Regions from separate parts of the Homo sapiens genome. Here region 1 is linked to region 2. Evidence: chromatin loops called from intact Hi-C (ENCODE). Cell type or tissue: PC-3. All regions are shown on one strand.

The links. A loop is a pair of places that touch in the nucleus more often than their neighbours do. Peaks named below come from ENCODE experiments on the same cell type or tissue, not always from the same donor. Only the 100,000 strongest peaks of a DNase experiment are listed, where the experiment ranks them.
Region 1: it touches region 2 in a loop (2.2-fold over the local background); 17 of 110 quality-filtered maps call a loop at or near these places.

Annotation. Positions count from the first base shown.
Region 1 is chr17:69,489,097-69,497,096 of GRCh38, forward strand. All of the region lies in intron 1 of MAP2K6 (mitogen-activated protein kinase kinase 6), which reads left to right. Among named protein-coding and RNA genes, the nearest start is that of MAP2K6-AS1, 7.6 kb to the left of the region's middle. In PC-3, a CTCF peak has its summit at 3,486 (motif pointing left); a DNase peak (open chromatin) is centred at 3,565.
Region 2 is chr17:69,398,636-69,406,635 of GRCh38, forward strand. No RefSeq gene overlaps it. Among named protein-coding and RNA genes, the nearest start is that of MAP2K6, 12 kb to the right of the region's middle. In PC-3, no CTCF peak of the experiment used is centred here; DNase peaks (open chromatin) are centred at 3,626 and 5,956; H3K4me3 peaks cover 1,114 bases; H3K27ac peaks cover 3,833 bases.

The DNA of each region.
Region 1 (8,000 bases), 90 kb after region 2:
GTAATCCCAGCTACTCAGGAGGCTGAGGCAGGAGAATCACTTGAACCTGGGAGATGGAGGTTGCAGTGAGCTGAGATTGCGCCATTGCACTCCGGCCTGGGCAACAAGAGTGAAACTCTGTCTCAAAAAAAAAAAAAAAAAAAGGAAAAAAGGAAAAATAAAATAAGTTTGGGAACATTGCATAGGTTACAGTGTATATGAGACTACATGGAACATATTTACTCTAATACGTTTCACCCACATTTCTGTGATCACATAGGTGGAACATTGTTCTGGTACAATAGAGAATTTATATACTTTTTCTTGTGCTCAGTCTTCGCAATTAACTGATTTAGATATTTCAAGGTGACTGCCTGGAACAATTTCCAGACTTATTACCTAAGACTACAGAACTCCACTTCTTTTGACACCCTGAGTTATGGCATTGCCTGAAGCAATAGTTGTTAATTACGGTAATGATTATTTCTTCAGGAGTTAAAAAGTTAGAGTTTAAATCTTTCTATAGGACTGTGGAATTTTCACTTTAAGGGTTACGTGAGGATCTGAACTAGTTAATATTGAAATGAGTACACTTGCATGAACCAAACTACAGTACTTTGAAAATAAGTTGTTAGTTTTTGTAGATTAGCGTTCTCTTTTTAGAAAATCTCAGATTTAAATTTTTTGATTTTCTTGAAGCAATTTCTTTGTCTTTGCTTTTTAATTGGGCATCACGAACCCTTAGCCAGAAGTGTCACCAGTGGGAAATGCGCTAAGCCAGGAAAGTATGTAGCCGAACAAAAGGCAAAGGCTACTGTGTTCTTTTGCTAGGCTATGGTTTGCAAAACATGACTCTCACAAACGTCCAGCTTCTCTGGAAAGAAAGGTAACTAGACATTGCAGAAACAGCCATGGGGCAAAGGATTAAACTGAGGTTTTCCAGGTTGCAGGATTTGAGTTACAGGGTAAAGAATCTTGCCATATATTTTCTATTATTTTGGCCGCGGTTTCTTTACCCTCTTGTTTCTTGTTGGTAGGGAACATGAAGAGTTTCAGAATTCATGAGGAATTTCAGGCCTGGGGAAAGAGCTGCATTTCTTCCTTATGCTTTTTCCTCCAAGATGGCGTTGAGTTAGAAAGACCTGGAAGGGGGTCAGCCTCTCCTCCTTCCTTGCTCCACTGAAGAGCAGGAGGGGACTCCTCTGCTAATATCCATTCTTTATAGTTTGCAGTTAATTTCTCAACTTTGGTTGTTTTGCCTTCTTATATTGTCAAATGGAGACTCTGTAGATGTTTCTTGAGTCCAGGGATTAGCCAGTTCTTTGTTTCTGTCGCCACTAGCAATGCAGGATCACAAGATGCTTCTGAAGGCCAAATGCTACAGGAGTTAAGAAGGCAAGAGAGTGAAAGTGGGGTAGGGAAAGGAAGAGAAGAGCATGGGAAAAGCAAGAAATACATTTGTTAGAGAGTGTGGCAGTGTGGGTGTGGCAGGAAGGATGCTGCATTATTTCAATAAATGTTGGAAGAAAATTTGACAAAATTCATTGTCCATTTCTGATAACAGCATATTATTTAATAATTTTCTGTAGCTGCTGTAACAAATTACCACAAACTTGGTGGTTTAAAACCCCTGAATTTTTTTTTTTTAAGTTTTGTTTTACGTTCAGGGGTACATGTGCAGGTTTGTTATATAGGTAGACTTGTGTCATGGGGATTTGTTGTACAGATTATTTCATTACCCAAGTATTAAGCCTAGTACCCATTAGTTATTTTTCCTGATCCTCTCCCTCCCCCTCCTTCCACCCTCTGATAGGCCCCAGTGTGTGTTGTTCCCTCATGTGTCCGTGTGTTCTCATCATTTAGTTCTCATTTATATAAGTGAGAACATGAGATAATCTGGTTTTCTCTTTCTGTATTAGTTTGCTAAAGATAATATCCTCCAGCTCCACCCATATTCCTGCAAAGGATGTGATCTCGTTCTTTTTTTATGGCTGCATAGTACTTCGTGGTGTATATGTACCACATTGTCTTTTTTCCTTCCTTCCTTCCTTCCTTCCTTTCTTCCTTCCCTCCTTCCTTCTTTTTTTTGACGGAGTCTCACTCTATCGCCCAGGCTGGAGTGCAATGGCACCATCTTGGCTCACTGCAACCTCTGTCTCCAGGGTTCAAGCAATTCTCCTGCCTCAGCCTCCTGAGTAGCTGGGATTACAGGCACGTGCCACCACGCCCGGCTAATTTTTGTATTTTTAGTAGAGACGTGGTTTCACCATGTTGGCCAGGCTGGTCTTGAACTCCTGACCTCAACTATTCTGCCCGCCTTGGCTTCCCAAAGTGCTGGGATTACAGGTGTGAGCCACTGTGCCCGGCCCACATTTTCTTATCCAGTCTATCATTGATGGGCATTTGGATTGATTCCACGTCTCTGCTATTGTGAATAGTGCTGCAGTGAACATATATGTGTATGTGTCTTTATGGTAGAATGATTTCTATTCCTCTGGATATAGACCCAGTAATGGCATTGCTGGGTCAAATGGTAGTTCTGTTTTTAGCTCTTTGAGGAATAGCCACACTGCTTTCCACAATAGTTGAACTGAGTTACACTCCCACCAACAATGTATAAGCATTCCTTTTTCTCTGCAACCTCGCTGGCATCTGTTATTATTATTATTATTATTATTATTCACTTTTGAATAATAGACTTTCAGACTGGTCTGAGATGTTATTTCACCGTGGTTTTGATTTGATTCAGACTGGTCTGAGATGTTATTTCACCGTGGTTTTGATTTGATTCGGACTGGTCTGAGATGTTATTTCACTGTGGTTTTAATGATCAGTGATGAGCTTTTTTTCACATGCTTGTTAGCCACATGTATATCTTCTTTTGAAAAGTGTCTGTTTGTGTCCTTTGCCCACTTTTTAATGGGGCTGTTTGCTTTTTTCTTGTAAATGTGTTTAAGTTCCTTATAGATGCTGGATATGAGACCTCTGTCAGATGCATAGTTTGCAAAAATTTTTTCCCGTTCTGTAGGTTGTCTGTTTATTCATAATTTCTTTAGCTGTGCAGATGCTCTTTAGTTTAATTAGATCCTGTTTGTCAATTTTTGCTTTTATTGCAGTTGCTTTTGGCATCTTCATTATGAAATCTTTGCCCATTCCTATGGCTGAGTGGTAGTGCCTAGGTTGTCTTCCAGGGTTTTTATAGTTTTGGGTTTTACATTTAAATCTTTAATCCCTCTGGAGTTGGTTTTCGTATATGGTATAAGGAAGGGATCCAGTTTCAACCTTCTGCATATAGCTAGCTAGTTATTCCGGCACCTTTTATTGGATAGGGAGTCCTTTCCCCAGTGTTTGTTTTTGTCCACTTTGTCGAAGATCAGATGGTTGTAGGTGTGCAGCCTTATTTCTGGGCTCTGTATTCTGTCCCGTTAAAACACCAGAAATTTTTTCTCTGACATCTGGAGGCCAGAAGTCTACAGTGAAGGTATTGGCATGTCAGGCTCCCTCCAGAGGCTCTGGGAGAGGATCCATGCCTGTGGTGGCTGCTGGCCTTTGGCATTCCTTACATTGCAGCTGCATCACCAAAGTCTCTGACTCAGCCTTCGCCTCTCCTTCTCCTCTCTGGGTGTGTCTACTCTCCCTCTGCCCCTCTGTGTAAGGACACTTCTGATTGCATTTAAGTCCCACCTGGATAATTTAGGCTCATCTTCTCATCTCAAAAGCCTTAATTTAATCACATCTGCAAAAAATTATCATGATAACATTCATAGGTTGCATGGATTAGGATATGGGCATGAACTTGGGAACCATCCTCAGCCTAGCCCACTCAGTAAAATGAAAAGAGTGATATACCTCCTCAACATGAGAAAAATCATTCAGTTGGTCTATTCAGCTGAATCCAAAGCCAGCATCATTTTTTTTTAATTGTGAAAAGCAAGAAAGAATTCTCTTAAAGTGAGGATCAAATGAAGATGTCTACATGAATATTTCATATATGTTTTGGACATGTCAGCCAATGAACTTATACAAAAGAATAAGAGGCTTAAATATTAAAAAGTTGTGTACAATTCATTTGGAAACAAGTAGACAGATTAATAGGTGATATTGGAAGAACTATCTAGCCATTGGGGAAGCGGAAAGAATGTTTTTACCTTATGAAAATGCAGAGAACATAAAAGAATGTAAAAATTTAAAATTTTATATAACCAAAAAGGAAAAAAAACAGTGTATGTGTTTGTGTGTGTGTGTGTGTGTGTTGCAACACTAACTACAAAAGGGGCAATGCCTTCTTTTACAAAGAAAACAATAATAATAACCTGTTATAAAAACGAGCAGATGACTTGAACAGGGAGTTCACAGAAAAATGAATACAGATGACAGTGGATATATAAAAAATACTCAGCTGCAGCTGGGCGTGGTGTCTCACGCCTGTAATCCCAGCACTTTGGGAGGCTGAGGCAGGCAGATCACCTGAGGTCAGGAGTTTGAGATCAGCCTGGCCAGCATGGCGAAACCCCGTCTCTACTAAAAATACAAAAATAAGCTGGGCATGGTGGTGTACGTCTATAGTCCCAGCTACTTGGGAGGCTGAGAAAGGAGAATTTCTTGAACCCGGGAGACAGAGGTTGCAATGAGCTGAGATCGTGCCATTGCAGTCCAGCCTGGGGGACAGAGTGAAACTCCATCTCAAGAAAAAAGAAAAAAAAAAATATATGTATACTCAGCTTCATTAAATATTTTTAAAATGTGATTCAAAACAATGAGACACCCCTTGTACCCTTGTACCCATCAAATTGACAGAGATGAAAATGTTAATTTGCTGAGGGATTATTTATATTTATTCATTTTTCCTTTTTTCATTAAGAGTTTAAGTTAGCTTGCTAGGTTGCATAAAATTAAGCAATTTAGCATAAATTAAAAGTAAGTGAGGCCACCTGCAAAGTAGTCTTGCCAAACAATCTGATCAAGTTGAATCTGATCAATTTCTAACCAACAGAGGGATGTGTGAGTCAATAACAAGGGATAAGAGCAGCAGAATCCAGTGGAAAAAACTACAGGACACATGGCCTGCATTTCTTCAACAAAATAATTGCATGAAGTTGCAGGAGGAGAGGAAAGGGAGAGGCAAAAAGAAATGGAGGGAGGTCAGGTGCAGTGGCTCACGCCTGTAATCCCAGCATGTTGGGAGGCCAAGGCGGGCAGATCACCTGAGGCCGAGAGTTTGTGACCAGCCTGGCCAACACGGTAAAACCTCATCTCTACTAAAAATACAAAAATTAGCTGGGCATGGTGGCACATGCCTGTAATCTCAGCTACTTGGGAGGCTGGGGCATGAAAATCGCTTGTACCCAGGAGGCAGAGGTTGCTGTGAGCCAAGGTCGTGCCACTGCACTCCAGCCTGGGTGACAAAGTGAGACTCTGTCTTTAAAAAAAAAAAGAAAGGAAAAAACAAAATGAATGGAGAGCCCCTGGATTAAAAGGGAAATAAGACCCTGTACTGATAGCATTCTAGGGGAGGAGTTGCAGATGAAGAACGTTCCTTTGTTTCTTTATTACCCCCTTAGTCTTCAAGCAGCTGGTTGAATTAAAGTTACTATCTTGGAGTTTCCTTTGGTTAAAAGGGAGGTGATCAGAGTGCTATTAAAATTGTGGGCCGGGCGTGGTGGCTCATGCCTGTAATCCCAGCACTTTGGGAGGCTGGGGCGGGTGGATCACCTGAGGTCAGGAATTCGAGACCAGCCTGGCCAACATGGCGAAACCCTGTTTCTACTAAAAATACAAAATTAGCCGGGCATGGTGGCGCACTTCTGTAATCCCAGCTACTCGGGAGGCTGAGATAGGAGCATCGCTTGAACCTGGGAGGTGGAGGTTGCCGTGAGCCGAGATCGCGACATTGCACTCCAGCCTGGGCAACAAGAGCGAAACTCTGTCTAGAAAAAAAACCAAAAACCAAAAAACAAAACAAAACAAAAACCCAAAATTGTGGTCTTGGACCAGAGGAAAAAAAGAATCCATTACTTCCACATAAAAAAAAAAAAAAAAACAACAAATTCACCCCTCTTATTCGCTATGCCACTCTTTTAACTATTAAAACAGAATTTTCTGTGATTCTGTTACTATTTAAGAACATCTTTATATATTGGTAAATTTCGTTTTATTTTTTCTTTTATTTATTTTTTTTTTGAGCTGGAGTCTCGCTCTTGTCGCCCAAGCTGGAGTGCAGTGGCGAGACTTCGGCTCACTGCCTCCACCTTCCAGGTTCAAGTGATTCCCCTGCCTCAGCCTCCCAAGTAGCTGGGACTACAGGCGCCCACCAACACGCCCAGCTAATTGTTGTATTTTTAATAGAGACAGGGTTTCACCATGTTGGCCAGGGTGGTCTCAAACTCCAGACCTCAGGTGATCCACTCGCCTCAGCCTCCCAAAGTGCTGGAATTACAGGCTTGAGCTACTGCGCCTGGCTATTTTGGTAAATTTCAAACATATTCAAAAGTGGACTGTATTATAACTGCCAGGTATCTAGCACTCAGCTTTGACAATGACCAGCTCATGGCCAATCCTATTTTATCTGTATCTCTATCCCCCACTCTGCCTTTTTTTTTGAAGCAAATTCTAGAATAATATCATTTCACTCGTAAACATTTCAGTATTATCTCTAAAAAAAAAATACTTATTTTTTAAAACCTAACCAAAACCCAGTGTGTATTTTGAAAAGCTCGAGCACGCCACTAAATTTCTTTGCAACCCATTGCCATTTTTTATTTTAAAGTGATGTTTTTAACACCCTTATGACTACATTTCCTTGCGATCAATGCTAATGAGTGAAGCAGCCCATAAATGAGGAAGGAGATGAACCGAGACAGTAGGAGTTCCCTACTGCCTGCCTCCTGCCTTTTCCCTGGGCCTAGAACATAACTCAGGGCATTGGCTGTGATTTGCTTTTAGGTTCTTTTAAGAACATCTTAGTCAACACCAAATTGTTAACATGACATAAAAGGTCTACTAGGACTTTTTTTTTTTTAGCTTTAATCACATGAAGCTGTAATAAAACCCATTTGAGCACTTTTATTCTCTTAAAATGGGGCCATTTCCCAATTAGCGGATGGACAGGCTGGCTCATTCTTCTTTGACAGGAACGTAATTCTTTGTGTCCTTCACCGATTCTTCGAAATGTTCTTAGCTTGGCTGGCTGCCTTCCCTTCTTTTTTTTTTTTTTTGAGAGGGAGTCTTGCTCTGTCTCCCAGGCTGGAGTGCAGTGGTGCGATCTCGGCTCACTGCAACCTCTGCCTCCCGGGTTCCAGCGATTCTCCCGCCTCAGCCTCCAGAGTAGCTGGGATTACAAGCGTGTGCCCCACACCCGGCTAATTTTTTGTACTTTTAGTAGAGATGGGGTTCCAGCGATTCTCCCGCCTCAGCCTCCGGAGTAGCTGGGATTACAGGCGTGTGCCCCACGCCCGGCTAATTTTTTGTATTTTTAGTAGAGATGGGGTTTCACCACGTTGGCCAGGCTGGTCTCGAACTCCTGACCTAAAGTGATCCGCCCACCTTGGCCTCCCAAAGTGCTGGGATTACAGGCATAAGGCACCGCACCTGGCCACCTTCTTTCATTCTTCTTGTTTCCCTGTCTGTCTCAGGCAACTTTCTACCTCTCTGTTTGTCATTCCCAGATCTACTCATTTCCTCCTGTCCCTCTCTTAAGCTCCATTTGCCTGCTTGAATTCTGCCATGCGTCCCGTCCCTGCAGCATCTTATACTTAATACATCTGACTTGGAACTCATGATCTGCCCTTTCCCCACTGGCCACCCCCACTGACCTGACTTTCCTCTTTCACTTAACTTCATTTGGGGGTGGAAAAGCCAGATGACGAGTATCATTTTTATTACCACTACTATTACTAGTAGCAATACTTCTACTATTACTATTACTACTTCCAGTACTACTACTATGCTTCTGTTCCTTTGTTCCTCTTATGCAGTAAGTGACCAGAGCCTATAGATTTTGCCTCTGCAAAATTCAAGCAGCT
Region 2 (8,000 bases):
TCTGTTACAGTGATCTATGATCAGTGATTTTTGATGTTATCATTGTAATTTTGGGGGGACATCTTGAACCACCCCTGTATAAGACATTGAACTTAATCATAAAAGTTATGTGTGTTCTGATGGCTCCACCAACCCACTGGCCATTCCAGTCTCCTCTCCCTTTTTTCTGGCTTCACTATTAACTGAGACATGACGGTATTCAAATTTGATCAGTTAAGAACCCTATCATAGCCTCTAAGTGTTCAAGTGAAAGGAAGAATTGCAGATCTGTCGTTTTAAATCAAAACCTAGGGGCTGGACACTGTGGCTCAGGTGTGTAATTCCAGCACTTTGGGAGGCCAAGGCGGGTGGATCACCTGAGATCAGGAGTTCAAGACCAGCCTGGCCAACATGGCAAAACCCTGTCTCTACTAAAAATATAAAAATTAGCTGGGCATGGTGGAGCGTGCCTGTAATCCCGGCTACTAGGGAGGCTGAGGCAGGAGAATCACTTGAACCAGGGAGGCAGAGGTTGCAGTGAGCCAAGATCGCACCATTGCACTCCAGCCTGGGCAACAAGAGTGAAACTCCATCTCAAAAACAAAGCAAAATAAAATAAAATAATAAATAAATAAAAACCTAGAAATAATTAAACCTAGTAAGGAAGGCATGTTGAAAGCTGAAGTAGGCCAAAAGCTAGGCTTCCTGCACCAAACAGTTACCCTAGTTGTAAATGCAAAGGTAAAGTTCTCAAAACATATTAAAAGTGCTACCTACTCCAGTTCCAGTGAACACACGAATGATAAAAAAAGTGAGTGGTTCACGCCTGTAATCCCGGCACTTTGAAAGGCTGAGGTGGGTAGATCACTTGAAGCCAGGAGTTCGAGACCAGCCTGACCGACATGGTGAAACCCTATCTCTACTATAAATGCAAAAAAAATTAGCCAGGTGTGGTGGTGCGTGCCTGTAGTCTCAGATACATGGGAGGCTGAGGCAGGAGAATTGCTTGAACCTGGGAGGCAGAGGTTGCAGTGAGCCAAGATCGTGCCACTGCACTCCAGCCTGGGCAACAGAGTGAGACTCCATCACAAAAAAAAAAAAAAAAAAAAAAAGAAGAAGAAGAGGTGAAACAGCCTGATTGCTGATGTGAAGATAGCCTCTGAGTGATCTAGATAGAAGATCAAACCAGCTATAGCACTCCCTTAAGGCAAAGCCCAATCCAGAGCAAGGCACTAACTCTCTTGGATTCTATAAAGCTGAGACAGGTGAGGAAGCTGAAGAAGAAAACTCTGAAGCTTTAAGAGGTTGGTCCATAAGGTTTAAGGAAAGCAGTCATCTCCATAACACAAAACTGCAAGATGAAACAGCAAAGGCTGATACAGAAGCTGCTGTAAGTTATCCAGACCATCTAGCTAAGACCATTGATGAAGATGGCTACACCAAACAACAGATTTTTTGTATAGATGAAACAGCCTTCTCTTGGAAGAAGATGCCATCTAAGACTTTCACGGCAAGAAAGGTGAAGTCAATGCCTGGCTTCAAAGCCTCAAAGAACAGGCTGACACTCTTGTTAGGGGCTAAAGCAGCTGGTGACTTAGGTTGATGCCAGTGCTTAGTCACCATTCTGAAAATCCTAGGGCCTTAAAAATTTTGCTAGGGTTGGGTGCATTGGCTCATGCCTGTAATTCTAACACTTTGGGAGGCTGAGGTTGGTGGTGAGCCCAGGAGTTTGAGACCAGCCTGGGTAACATGTTGAAACCCTGCCTCTACAAAAAAAACAAAAACAAAAATTAGCCAGGCATGGGGGCTGGCATGCACCCGTAGTCCCAGCTACTTGGGAGGCTGAGGTAAGAGGATCACTTGAGCCCAGGACGTTGAGGCTGCAGTGAGTTGTGATTACACCAGAGTGAGACTGTCTCGGGGAGAGAGAGAGAGAGAGAGAGAGAGAGAGAGAATTATGCTATATTTACTCGGCTTGGACTCTGTTAATGGAAAAACAAAGCCTGGATGACAGACAGCACATCTGTTTATGGCATGGATTACCGAATATTTTAAACCCACTGTTGAGACCTACTGCTCAAAAAAATACTTTTTTTCAAAATATTACTGCTCATTGACAATGCACCTGGTCACCCAAGAGTGCTGATGGAGATGTGCAGAGATGAGTGTTGTTTGCATGCCTAACACAACATGCATTTTGCAGCCCACGGATCAAAAAGTAATTTTGACTTTTTAGTCTTATTATTTAAAGAATACACTTTGTACGGCTACAGGTGCTATAGACAGTGATTCTTCTGATAAATCTGGACAAAGTAAGTACATTGAAATCCTTCCAGAAAAGCTTCATCATTCTAGATGGCATTATGAACATTCATGACTCATGGGAGGAGGTGAAAACATCAACATGAACAGGAGTTTGGAAGAAGTTGATTCCAACCCTCATGGATGACTTTGAGGGGTTCAAGACTTCAGTAGAGGAAATAATTTCAGGTGTAGTGGAAATATGGAGAACTAGAATGAGATGTGAACTCTGAAGATAGGACTGAATTGCTGCAATCTCACGATCAAACTTGAATGGATAAAGAGTTGCTTCCTCTGGAGGAGCAAAGAAAGTGTCTTCTTGAGATGCAAACTATTGTTAGTGAAGATGCTGTGAACATTGTTGAAATGACAACAAAGGATTTAGAATATTACATCCACTTAGTTAATAAAGCAGCAACAGGGCTTGAGGGCATTGACTTCAATTTCGAAAGAAGTTTCACTTTGGGTAAAATGCTGTCAAACAGCATCGCATGCTACAGAGAAATCTTTCATCAAAAGAAGCCTATTGAGTCACACATTTCATTGTTGTCTTCTTTTAAGAAATTGCCACAGCCACCTCAACCTTCAGCAACCACTACTTTGATCAGTAAGCAGCCATCAACGTCAAGGCAAGACTGTCCAGCAGCAAAAAAGATTATGACTTGCTAAAGACTCAGGTGCTCATTAGTATTTTTCAGCACCAAAGTATTTTTTTTGTGCTGGGCATGGTGGGTCACTCCTGTAATCCAAGCCAGTCTGGAGGCTGAAATGGGAGGATTGCTTGAGCCCAGGAGTTTAAGGCTACAGTGGGCTATGACCATGCCACTGCACTCCAGCCCAGGTAATAGAGCGAAAGCCCATCTCTCTAAAAAAAAAAAAGGGCTGGGCACGGTGGCTCACGCCTGTAATCCTAGCACTTTGGTAGGTCCAAGCGGGTGGATCATCTGAGGTCAGGAGTTCGAGACCAGCCTGGCCAACATGGCGAAATCCTGTCTCTACTAAAAAATGCAAAAATTAGCTGGGCATGGTGGCACATGCATGTAGTCCCAGCTACTCAGGAGGCTAAGGCAGGAGAATCTCTTGAACCTGGGAGGCAGAGGTTGCAGTGAGCCAAGGTCGCACCATTGCACTCTAGCCTGGTTGACAGAGTGAGACTCCGTCTGAAGGAAAAAAAAAAACGGTTTTTTTTAAAAAAAAGAAAAAGTATTTTAAAATTAATGTGTATACTTTTTTATGAGCACAATTCTATTGTACACTTAATAGACTATAGTATAGTGTCATCATAACTTCTATGCGCTGGGAAACCAAAAAACTCGTGTGACTCACTTTATTGCAATATTTGCTTTACTGCAGTGGTCTGAAACCAAACCCTCAATAGCTCTGAGGTATGCTTGCATTACGATGTTCACAAATCCTTTAAAAATATTTTACACAGCATATTTTAAATAACTACTGTTAGAAGCCCCTATTGTACAAAAGAATGGATTTTTTTTTTTTTTTTCACGGAGTCTCACTCTGTCGCCCAGGCTGGAGTACAGTGGTGTGATCTCGGCTCACTGCAACCTCTGCTGCCCAGGTTCAAGTGATTCTCTTGCTTCAGCCTCCTGAGTAGCTGGGAATACAGGCGCCCACAACCACGCCCAGCTATTTTTTGTATTTTAGTAGAGACAGGGTTTCACCACCTTGGCCAGGCTGGTCTTGAACTTCTGACCTTGTGATCCACCCACCTCGGCCTCCCAAAATGCTGGAATTACAGGCATGAGCCACCGCGCCTGGCCCCAAAACAATGAATTTTTAAAAGTTAAAAGCCAGGCATTATTTTTTTCTTAAAGGATTATCTAAGTATTAACAAAATTCATCCAAATGTCTATTGGAAACCTGTATAATCCTAGATCTCATACAAATAAGTTTAAGAAAATTATGCACAAAATTTCCTACATTTTTCTTTGAAATTTCCACAAGCATCCCAAAATTTATTCATCGTGCCAGATGGTGTTACCATACTCCACACAGTTTCTTTATATATAGTAGCATCCGATTTGGCAATATGCCCCCAAAAATGTTTAATAAATTCATTTTGATATTTATTTGGGTCAAAAAACAAACCAGAACCAAAAGAATAAATAAGGACCTATAAAGTGGACATCTTCAGTTATCTTTAGCAAACGTGCAGGGTTTCTAGGTTCTCTTCATTTTCCATCTAAATGCCAGTAAGGTAAGGCTGCCAGAAAGGGGTTCCAGGACACACTTCCAAAGAATTCTGGTGGCCGTAAAGTACAATCTAATGTCTCTGCCGTTTTACTTCTTGTACTGTCTGATACAGAATCATTAACAAATGTACAGTATGTAGCTCATGCTGCTGTGCTACGAGGTTAGCCATCATCTTTATGGATAACAGGAAGCCCAATTTATAAAATGCCATTAGTGTTCATTGTACTCTCAAATAGCTACTTTCCAATACTACACAGCCACATAATACTGATTAAATACTACCCAATCGTGTGATATGTTAATTAAAAAACAGTTAGAACTAGGCTAGGTGCAGTGGCTCATGCCTGTAATCTCAGCACTTTGGGAGGCTGAGGTGGGCAGATTGCTTGAGCCCAGGAGTTTGAGACCTGCCTGGGCAACATGATGAAACTCCGACTCTACAAAATGTGTGTGTGTATATATATATAAATTAGCCAGGTATGGTAATGTGCATCTGTAGTCCCAGCTACTTGGGAGGCTGAGGTGGGAGGATCACCTGAGCCCAGGAGGTCAAGGCTGCAGTGAGCTATGATTGCACCACTGCACTCCAGCCTGGGCGATAAAGTGAAACCCCATCTCAAACAAAACAAAAAAATGAAACAAAAATCCCAACAGATAAAACTGATTGGTTTTTTGACTTTGGTCTACAGATACAATTATTAGTCTACCAATCTCAAAAGAGAATAAATATTTAAAAACCAGTAGTATTTTCTACTTATCTGCCATATGTTGTTAATTATAAAACATTCACTCTAGATGCAAATCCAGATGAAACAGCTTAAGAACAAGTTTATTTCTTATATTGAGGATCTGATTATTTCTACACAATTGTAGTTCAGACAACTTCATTTTCTGTGGACTTTTAAACTTTTTCTATAACTTGCATATGTCACTTACCTAAAAAATTTCCCAGAATATTTTATAGTTTTTAAAAAAGTGCAGTAGTTTAGTATGACCTGAATTATTCAGTTCTGTGACTGAAGCTGAGAACCATCTATTAATATCAATGTGAACAGACCAAGGAGCCTTGAAGGGTACAACACTTTGTCCTATATCAGTGTTTCTAACTCATCCTCAAATAGTACAGCATTTATTGAATTGTCACAGTGTATTGGCCAAGGTACAGGGTGGTAAGGAGATAAACAGATTTGCTGTGGACTTTGTAAGTCCTGAATTGAGCTTGTCCCATTAACAACTAATATAAAATGAGCCAGAATGTTGCTAGATGACTCTTAGCCTGAAAAGGACACATTTCCAGGGCACTTAGGAAAAGTTACCTAGCTTAATACTAGATTAGATCGTTTAAAGTTAGGAAGTAGGAATCAGAAGACACATTTTTACATCTGCGGTCAAGATGGTTTCAGGTCACAGATTTTTCCATCTTGCGAAAGTAAAGCACCCTGAGGTGATGATGACAAACTGGGCTGTTGGGACAACCCATTTCACAGCGTCATTGTAAGGATAAAATGATATGGTGTGTGTGGAAAGAGACCGTAAACTGTAAAATATTACAAAAATGTTATTAACATTACTCATGGTGTATAGCAGGGTTTCTCAGAATTTTAAGCTTCTCTGACCAGAAATCATACTTTTACATTTTTGTAACCTATACCCTATCATTATTGTAAGTCTTAAGAAAAGGCTTAAGACTTAAGACTTAAAAAATGAAATATAATAAACTGAGGTGTTTCCCTCTTATTTCTTTTGGTCCCTGAGATTAAAAAGCAGATTTGTGAGATATGTCTTTTACAGCTGGCATTTCTTAGGCTGAATTCTATATTTTGATTTTTCCTAGTCCTTCTCTAAATACATAGACCGACTACTTAAATGTACCAGGACTTGGACATCCTGAGAGATAGGTAAGAAAAGTAAAATAGGTGGAAATTCAGATATATACTCAAGGAAAACTGAGAAATCCTTTTGTCTGTTTATAAAATTTTATTTATTTATTTTATTAACTTTTTTTTTTTTTTTTAAATAGAGACAGGGTCTCGCCATGTTGCCCAGGCTGGTCTTGAATCCCTGGGCTCAAGCAATCCTTCCACCTCGATCTCCCAAAGTGTTGGGATCACAGACATGAGCTACCACACCTGGCCAATCCTTTTTTCTTATGTTGCAAGATTCATGACTTATGACGCATTTGTCAGTAACTCGAGTTTATGGAAACATGCAGTCAAGACCAGTTTGTAAAGCAGGGATCTACACATTTATCCTGTAAAGGACCAGACAGTAAATATTTTAGACTTCAGGGGCCGGATGCTCTCTGTTGCTAATATTCAACTCTGGGGAAACACAAAAATAGCCATAGACAATACTTAAATGGATGGGCATAGCTGTGTTTCAATAAAACTTTACTTATGGCAGGGCGTGGTGGCTCATGCCTGTGATCCCAGCACTTTGGGAGGCCAAGGCGGGTAGATCAGCTGAGATCAGGAGATCGAGGCCAGCCTGGCCAAGATGGTGAAACCCTGTCTCTACTAAAAATACAAAAATTAGCTGGGCATGGTGGTGGGCACCTGTAGTCCCAGCTACTTGGGGGGCTGAGGCAGGAGAATCGCTTGAACCTGGGAGGCCGAGGTTGCAGCAAGCTAAGATCGTGCCATTGCACTCCAGCCTGGGTGACAGAGCAAGACTAAAAAACAAACAAATAAACAAACAAAAAAAACTAAAAACAAAAACAAAAACAAAAAAGCCTTTACTTATAATAAGAGCCAGTGGGCTGGATTTGGACCATAGGCCACAATTTGACAACCCTCATTCTAAAGGAATTCTCTCTGCTCTCTCCATAACTTAATAAATGTTCACTACACACCCCTCATGTCACTGGGCATCCATCGATCACCCTGAGCCCTCTGTAGCATATTACCTTTGAAAGCTGAAGCGGTAGCCACAGTGAGGTTCTTCAATTCTTTACGTTTGAAAAAGAAAATACAGTATAAACACGAGATTATGAAGACATCCTCTCGGGGAGAAGTGATAAAGTGAGAAACTAGGACTCTGGGTGACCAATGTGCAATTCTTTCTCAATGACCCCATACAAGACAAGCCAGTAATTAGTTAAATATGAAATTGATTAGGTGAGTTCCAAAGGAGTTCCGAATCTAAGTGTAACTGAAACTTTACACAGAGAGCACAGCCATTTATTTGGCTTTCTGTAGAGCTCTGGTGTCTTCAGATTTTCTGAAGCCAGGCAGGGCAGGACAGGCAGAAAATGAGTGAGTGTGGTAAGAAAGAGAAAAATATACACAGATGTGTGATATGTATATATATATATATCCAGATATATATATCCATATATATATCCAGATATATATATCCATATATATATCCAGATATATCCATATATATATCCATATATATCCATATATATATCCATATATATATCCATATATATATCCATATATATATCCATATATATATAGATATATATATAGTTGGCTCTCCATATACAAGGATTCAACCAACTGTGG